Regions from separate parts of the Homo sapiens genome. Here region 2 is linked to region 1. A link is a contact called in ENCODE Hi-C or POLR2A ChIA-PET data. All regions are on one chromosome and are shown on one strand. Each heading gives the region's core, a stretch centred on a gene start or an enhancer-like site at or near the end of the contact. The rest is flanking DNA. Distances are from core to core; before and after follow the strand shown.

Region 1 (4,195 bases), core at 1,013-3,512:
ATATCAAAAGTTGTGTCTTTGTAGTTCTCAAAGAAAGTAATTTCTCTAGTGGTGAATGTGCCTGAAAGAACATTTATTAAAAAAATTTTTTGAAATAATTTCAAATTTACAGAGCATTTCCCCCAGAATCATCTCTGAATAGGTTCTAACATGATACTTCTTTACCCTAAGTGTTCAGGTGTGTAATTCCTACAAACAAGGATATTCTCCTACAGAACCAAAATATAATAATCAATATCAAGATGATATTGATGACTGCTTAGTCGGTATAGATATATCAAATTAACATTGATAAGAAAAAAAACAAACACATAAAAAGAGGAAACAAGTTAACATTGATATATCTGCATTCAAGTTCCACCAATTGTCCCAACAATATCCTGTATAGTAAAAGGATCCAAACCAGGATCACATATGACATTGAGTTCTTGAATTATTAAGTCTCTTTAGTTTTTGTCCATCTCTAACATTCTCTCAGTCTTTCTTCACTTATCTTTCCTTGAATTTTGATGATTACAGGCCAGTTATTTTATAGTATTATCCTCAATTTGAGTCTGTCTGTTCTGTCCTTAGGATTAGGTTCTGGTGATACATTTTCAACAGGAATACCCCAGAAATAATGATGCAATCTTTGCATCCTATCAGGTAATACACAAATTCAAGTATATTAATTGTCTCAAAACTGATGATGTATATTTTGACACCTTGGTACTGGCCAGATTTCTCCATGGCGAAATTATTCTTTTTGTATATAATTATTCTGTGGGAAGGTGCTTTGAGAACAATCCATTGGTGTGTTTGGCTAAATTATTTATCACTATGATGGCTGCCAAATGGTGAATTTGAAAACTCCATCATTCCTTCTACATTTATTAGTGGCACATCCTACTATAAGAAAAAAAAATTCTCTTTACATGGTTTATGTTACCTACTTACAGTCTCCTATTTCATGCAATAGCTTATAATCTGTGACTTTCATTATTTATTTTAATGCCCAAATTGTCCCAGATTTGGCTAGTGTGAACTCCCAGTTTCTTATTGTCATGATTCTATCATTCTTTGAGCAGTTTATTACCTTCTTACTTCCCGGCACAAGATGTCCCAGACTCATGTTGTACTTTTTCCCTGCTTTGTTTAGAACCCAAGGTCTGAATGCTAGGTATGCTCACTGCTGCAAGGGTGTCACTGTTCCCAGGCCTTCTCTGCAGACAGAGCTGAGGAACATGTCTGAGTTTATATGTGTGTGGATGTATACACACACATCTACATAACATTTATATCTCTATATATGAATGGATGTAAATATACATCTATATTTAAGTACGTATGTCTGTATTTATTTATATGTATTGAAAACCATGAGTTCATCCCAATGCCTCCAATTCCATTCCAGTGCCACAGGTTCGCTCTCATTTTTTTCTGTATTTGTGGCCCCTTCTCCTACAGGGAGAAACCTGTCTCCCATAGCTTCTGCCACTCCACTCATGGACACCCTGTATACATCACCACTGCCACTGCTGTGGCTAAAACTGTGCAGAAGCCTCTTCACTCTACACTGGCCTGCCTCCCCCTCTCCCACGGGGCAGCTGCCTAGCTCAGCTCCACACAATGCCTTTTGGAATGAATTAGGGAGAGATGGAGGAGACCTGCAGTATCCCTCAGTAGGAGAAACCCCCACCACTGTCACCTGAATTGCTTTCCAGTAGGTTTGCCCTTGTTCCTCTACTATATGTGGTACATCATCTTCACTGTCATTTGGCTCTAATGTCACGAGTAACATTTAACTTCAAATAATATGTGATGAAAGTCACTTCTGCTATGATAAATCTGCTTCCATGGTGTTTGTGTGTATGCACACTGAAAAGAGCTCTTTTAGTATGAAAGAGATGACCATAAATCAAGTCCATTTTCCCACCACCCCAGGCAGATATTTAATAAGTGTGAGAAAAACTGTATGGCTTAGAGACTAGGAACAATCCAAGAAAGTCTTCAGGGAATCAGAATACAAACAAATGCAGCTCAAGGGACTTACACAAAAACTTGGCAGAGTTAATATATGCTTATAAAACTACTGATAAAAAGAATATTGCTGTGATGATACTATACTTCACTATGAAAAAAACCTCGTAATATTTCCAACTGGGCAATGTTTCACAATGTAAAAACATTCAAGAGTAATGAATAAAATAATTAGTAACAAATGCAAAGAGATGGGTAAATATTGAGGCATACTTTTCTGGTAGCATTCTTGACATAAAGATTGAGTAAAGATGACCTTTTCTCTTCATCTTCTATGTCTCAGTACTTGCTAATAGATCCTCAGTAGCTATTCACTCAAGTGAATAATAGTAAGCTTTGCAACTTCCTTCACACAGGCTGAGTCAGAGTATTACAAAATCTACACAGATAATGAGATTGGATGTATTTAGGAAGGAAAATTTCAGTCTAGGGTACACGTAAATTTTTTTCCTAATGCTACCATATTTTTAGTAAAATACATATTTGATCCATATTTTTCTCGCTTTTAACATTATAAACACCACCGTAAAATACTATACCTTTAGACTGTTACTAAATGGTTATGGTAAATCCCAACGGTTAATTAAAAAAAAATTTTTTTTTATTTAAACAAAGAACACTTAAAGAGTGCTATCTCTTAAATCAGATAGCATGTCTTTAAAGTTCTTTATGGTTATCACTTTTAAAATATATATTGAAAAAGTCCTTCACTTTATCACTTTAAAAATATATACTGAACATACAGTACTTCAGATGTAAACAGATTAACAAATTAGCCCCTATGAAAACCGCTGTTTCATAAGGAAGGATACATTTTTCTGACCTTTCTAGGGTAATAAGATTTTGAAGGAAATCATCCATGTTTCACAGTTAAGCACTGCAGCAGAATTGAACACCACAACAGGGCCAAACAGTCTGATCACTGGTTTGTCATCTGTGCTTGTTGTCCCCCACCCTGGAACAGACCGGCACACCAGCACATTCAGCACCTCCCTCCCCTCCAGGTTTGCTTCACCCTCTCTGAGGACATGAAAGGCAAAGAAGGCTTTTCAGGGTTGGAATTTCCCCATGCATGGTCCCATGACAGGCCTGTGCTCGGACTGAGGGAGAGTGCTGTGTGGGACAAGGGAATGGCAGCACAGGCAGAGGACAGCTTGCGTGGCTCCTCCTCAGGCAGCCATTCACATGACAGCGGCAGCCTGCAACACAAGTGTTCTGACTACACTTGTGTAAGAGACTGGGGCCATTTGTCTCTTCCTGCTCCAATCATTAGCATGAGTAATCAAGAAATGACAGAACACACTTTCATCAACTTAGAAAAAGTCATTCAAGTCCTGTCTCCATTTCTAAGCTTTATAGTTACTTATATAAATACAACTGACTACAAGATTTACAACAAAGAACTTTCCTCAGATGATATGATCAGTCTTCCTCAAATTCTGAGATAACTTCCCTAGCTATGGATATTTGAAAGACTTTTAATGTCATTTCATCACCTTATTGATACAAATATGTCTAGACATCATTAATGTAACTCACTGAAGGCCAATGTGCATTTACTAAGATCATTCTATGCACTGGGGACATGTTAGGTGTGTGTGTGACACAATCTCTGTCTCTTAAGGAATATGGTCTAGAGCTTTTAACTATTTCTGACTGCCACTTTCTCCTCTTTTCCATTCTTTTACTCTTATTAGAATGTTCTTTATACCGGTGCTTCTGTAATTATCTGTGGTTAAGAGAAATATTTTAAAACTTCCAATCGCTGTAGACCAATATGTGGTCCCACCATGCACTGCTAGTAGGGTCACATTAGTTTGGCAATAACCAGACTAATCTGCACTCTGTTCAACAAGAGGAGTCCACTAATCATGCACTTGAGCGTCTCACCGGTGTCGTGCTGCCGTTAAAGTTTCTAAACACTCCTGATTTCTCAAGTTACCTCACAGGAGAATGGTAAGGAAAAGCCTGTAGGATGGTACAGCATATGGACCACGCTGACTAGCACTGCTTTCTATTCATCGACTTCAGTCTAGTCCTCTGACCACTCCCCAGACTACTAGTTCATGCCTTACCTGCATTCTCTTCCTTAGTTATCGTTAAGTCTAGGATAAACTATTTCAACCACTAAAGAATTTCAATGTCTTGATATTCTGCCATTGCCCCTTGCTTATCC
Region 2 (4,195 bases), core at 1,035-3,534, 59 kb before region 1:
AGGTTGCTAACGAATGTGATCGGCAGATGAGAGACCTGCGTTCAGAGGGATGCAGTGGCCTTCGGGGACCTCCAGTGACCTCCCATTGTGCAGACAAGCTGGGCTGGACTAAAGCCTAGTCCCTTTGGGCGCTTGCTCCTTTGTGGTGGCAAAGGGCTACATGATTCAGGTAAACTCCCACCACTATGGGCACTCTATGACTTCCACATTCAGTTTCTTGTAATGGAATTTTGATAAATATAAACAATGCGTTAGGAAACAAGGCCTCCATTTTTAGGATCTGGAAATTGAACAGGACTTATATTCTTTTTGTGGTTAAATAATACACAAAAATAAGTGTTCTTTCTCCTTCTAATATCCTGGGTCTTTTTGTATGATACTATTCTTGGGTGAGCTTGGTTATTGTAGAGGTGCTGAATGTCTGAGGAGGAGAGGGGAATTGAAGCCTTAATGGAAAGACAAAGAACTGGTAACAGTTCAGCAAGCCCACACCTCTGATGGATTCTTCCTATCTACAAAGCCAGTCGCACAGCCAAATTCTTTCATTACAGAAAAGACTGTTTCAAAGATAAGGTGAAAATCCCAAAGGATTTTTTTTTATAACAGCGTCCTCATCTGGGAATGGGGTCAATAACAGCAATTCCTCCTAGACTTGAGGCGAGGATGAGGATGATGCACGGTTTTAAGCACAACGCATTGTAAGTAGTAACTGTGAGACATCATTACCATTATTATTATTATTATTATTATTATTATTATTATTATTATTATTATTGGTGCCCAATGCCAAAGGAGGATGGCAGTGGAGGAGGCCTCCCTAAGGCCTGGACAAAGCTGCAAAGTAGCAGCAGCTTGTCTGTGATTCTCTTCCAATTCTCTTTGGTATCCCCTGATTCCCTTCCAATGTCAATAGCTCACTCGGGCCTGCCTGCTCTTAAAATAGTAACTGGATACAAAGTTCTTTCTCTCTTCATCTCCATGCCCTGATGTTTTAGATTTAAGTACTTCACAATCAGGTCTGAATTACTAATAGGTTTAATCTTCCTCAAGATATTTGAATCTTAAGAGGGAAAAGAGGGGCTACCTATGAGGGAATGCTTACGCGACATGTAGAAAGCAGAAGTTTCTACAGGTCGTATAATCATAAGTTGAATAACCTGATCATGGCTAATAATTTTTCATTATAATGAGCTTTTGCATCTCTTTCTAGAGTTAAATGCAAATATTTCTTTTTCATGAAAAGTGAGGAAAATGAAGACAAGATCTTTGCATTTTTATCTCTGTTTCCCAGAAAAAGCATATTGGGAATGTATATCCAGAAATTTTCTTTATTACGTAATTAAAATTAGCCATTGATGTCTTGCTGTGAATTCAGTTTCAGAAATTGTCAGAATTCACTCCCTTCCGTCCCCCACAGTTGGGTTCAAACTTTGAAAACACCTTCCTTCTCCGCAGTTGTTCGTCACCAAGGCCTTTAACTGTCTTCTGAAACACTCACTCTGCTGCCAGAGCTCTTCATTGTCTCCAGACGTCCCTTCAACACCAGCATCCAGCTGTTTTTTCTTATATTTTGGCCTCACTGCGTCAGCAGCCTGCTCTGAAGCACTCCGTTGTCTATCTGCTGTGTTGAGTAAGGTCTTCTGCCCAGCTTCAAGTCCCCTTAGACATTGGCTGTACTCGATTTTTGTCTTCCACTTTTTACTTAAAAATTAATCAGATTCTTTGTTTAGGCAATTTTTCTCACCTTCCAATGAAGAGGCACTACTTACTCTATTCCTTCCTCTGTACTAGTGCTCACAGCATTCCCCTGTGCCTGGAAAGGCCCTTCTCGAGCCTTCTATATACAAAGATCCTGTCTTTTCCACCAGGCTTTCCTTTGACCACTCCAGCTTTCATGCCCATCCTTCTCTTCTTTTAGCTGTTTATGCCAGGTATTATACTACTTACGCTTTTCTCAGAGCATCTAGTACTATTTTGGTGTTCTAATAATAGGCAAATCTGGATGAATAATTGTGAAAAGGCATTTCTAACTTGTAAAAATTCAGAACCTATTTTGGAGGACAGAAACTGGAATGGAATGCAGGCCACTCTCACCATGTGGACTTCAGACACTGTGTGATAAGCTCTGATAACAAAGAAATGAAAATCATTACTGAGCACAAATAAATGACAACATTCAACTTTTGGTAACTTATAGTTCCTCATAAAAAACCACAGAAAACCCCGCGTTGAGGATAGCATGGGCCCCGCCGTACTTGAATGGTGCAGGCAGGATGGTCTGGTAGTTGTAGTGCTGCTTCTGCTGACTCAGGATCTGCAGTTGCAGGAACAGCTGCTGCTGCTGGAGCAGGCGGGCGTAGTTAGAGTCCATCTGCGGCTCATTCTTCTCACCCTTCTGATCTGGTGGAATGTATTGGTGGTACTTTAACTTCTTTACCCGTGGTTTGGGATCTTTGCACTTTTTGCTACGGTGTTTGTCATTTGGATTCTTGGGATGGCTTTGCTATTTTTGAGAAAAAGAAAATAACATTTAAAGAGATGTCACCACATAAAATCTTTTGTACTGCGTGACTAAATGATTTGAAATTAAAAAGAAATGTACCTTAGATACGGGTACAGCCACTTTGGAAAGCAATATGCTAAATTCGTTTCAAAAGCCATGAAAACGTTTGCATATTAACTTTGACCAATAAATTTTCTCCTGCTGCACTGTTCCCTCAGGGTATGGGCAAGATGCTCAGCATGAGCTGTTCAAACTCAATGCACGCTGACCTTGGGTCTCCCGTGTGAACACACTACCAAGTGCTTACACATACAATCTCCTAGTAAAAAACAAGCTGCATGCTAAATATACAATGGGAAAAGGTTAAGTATACTTCACCAAAACCATGTAATACCTAAAAATTCTGTGGAGAATATGTAAAAATGAAAAAATGCTTCCAATGAGAAGAAAACAATATAAACTATCTTTAAGCAATATAATACAAAAACAAATACTGAATGATATGAACATGAATTTGAAAATTTTTCAAATACTACATTTTTCCTTTGAAACTGGGATGTGAGACCATGTATCCCTCATCTCAAGATTAGGAATCAGATGATGTTTTCCTGAGGTCTTGTTGTCTTCTCAGTTTTTAAGTTATCAGATCACTTTATACTTTTCAGTATTCAGATTCTAAGATAGCGTCATCTGAAAAAAACCCATCCAAACAAACAAAAAAGAAAATATACGAAAGTATTGCTAAGCTTCTGTAGGGAACATACCCAACTTAATACAAAGACTTTGAGAAGTACTCAATTAAATGGAGCTATTGATATGATCACATTATCTATATTCATATCCAAAGAATTAGGACACTGCAACCAAAGAAGAATAAAACAAAACTCACTGCATTCTGCAGGTTAGGAATAGTCTCATTTCTAATGTTAGGCTATTCTAACATTCATAGAATGTGACTATTAACATTCTTGTTTATATCCTTCCTTTGGATATGTTTTAATATAATTGGGATGATACCATATATGCTTATTAGAAATGTGCCTTTCTCTCTTCATCTGACATGTCATGAATTCTTAAATCCCTGGTATAAAAGAATGATTCTGCAACAAGATTTTTATGGCCATTTTTACATAACAGTTTACGGACATAGCCAGCGGGGTGCTGGAGCCAGCTCTTACTCATGAGAACCAAACGTGTGCTGTTTCTCCCAATTGTGCATTCAGCAATATCACACCGGTAGCCTGAAACTGGCCACTGTGGGAATATTTACACCATGGGAATTGGCAAAGGCTATAATCTGCCCTCTGAGCCCAGCCAGTTATTAAACATTTACCGGCATACTACTGGACATAATATAATCCAATTAACTAGGAGCCTATTTTTAAACACTGGTAAATAAGAATTTATAAAAAGTAATTATGTATTGGAAATGATTGGTTGTTAATCTCATCTCATGCTTTCAGACTTGAGCATCAGGACCTGGCCTCCTAGTTCTTTACTGACTTCTACGACACATATGACAATCCCAATGCTCTTTACTTTCTTCAACATAACTTTAGTGACTGTTCTTGATGATTTTAATATCCACATGTACAATCCTTCTAACATTCTGGTCTCTTAGTTCCTCGACTTCATTGCTTCCAGGTATCTCATCTCCTCTCTCAGCCAGTCACTGTGTGATGATAGCCTAGA

The links. Hi-C counts contacts between places; a loop is a spot of excess contacts on that map. ChIA-PET counts read pairs that join two places held with the same protein, here RNA polymerase II (POLR2A). Pooled maps may share reads with other maps.
Region 2: a loop to region 1 is called in a map of natural killer cell, with 4 times the contacts of the local background. The contact joins two enhancer-like sites. A Hi-C loop is called at or near these places in 7 of 168 maps with a recorded cell type or tissue (HepG2, IMR-90, PC-3 and 4 more) and 1 of 50 pooled maps. POLR2A ChIA-PET finds 5 or more read pairs at or near these places in 1 of 52 experiments (WTC11).

What each region holds. Positions count from the first base shown.
Region 1 is chr16:14,179,623-14,183,817 of GRCh38, reverse strand. All of the region lies in intron 3 of MRTFB (myocardin related transcription factor B), which reads right to left. Among named protein-coding and RNA genes, the nearest start is that of TRT-CGT2-1, 100 kb to the left of the region's middle. Within about 2 kb of position 2,262, at least 2 of the 41 ENCODE cell types and tissues checked have a DNase peak (open chromatin) inside an H3K27ac peak, as active enhancers do.
Region 2 is chr16:14,238,545-14,242,739 of GRCh38, reverse strand. MRTFB (myocardin related transcription factor B) reads right to left here. Exons shown (of 17, transcript NM_001308142.2): 10 at 2,256-2,503. Among named protein-coding and RNA genes, the nearest start is that of TRT-CGT2-1, 45 kb to the left of the region's middle. Within about 2 kb of position 2,284, at least 2 of the 41 ENCODE cell types and tissues checked have a DNase peak (open chromatin) inside an H3K27ac peak, as active enhancers do.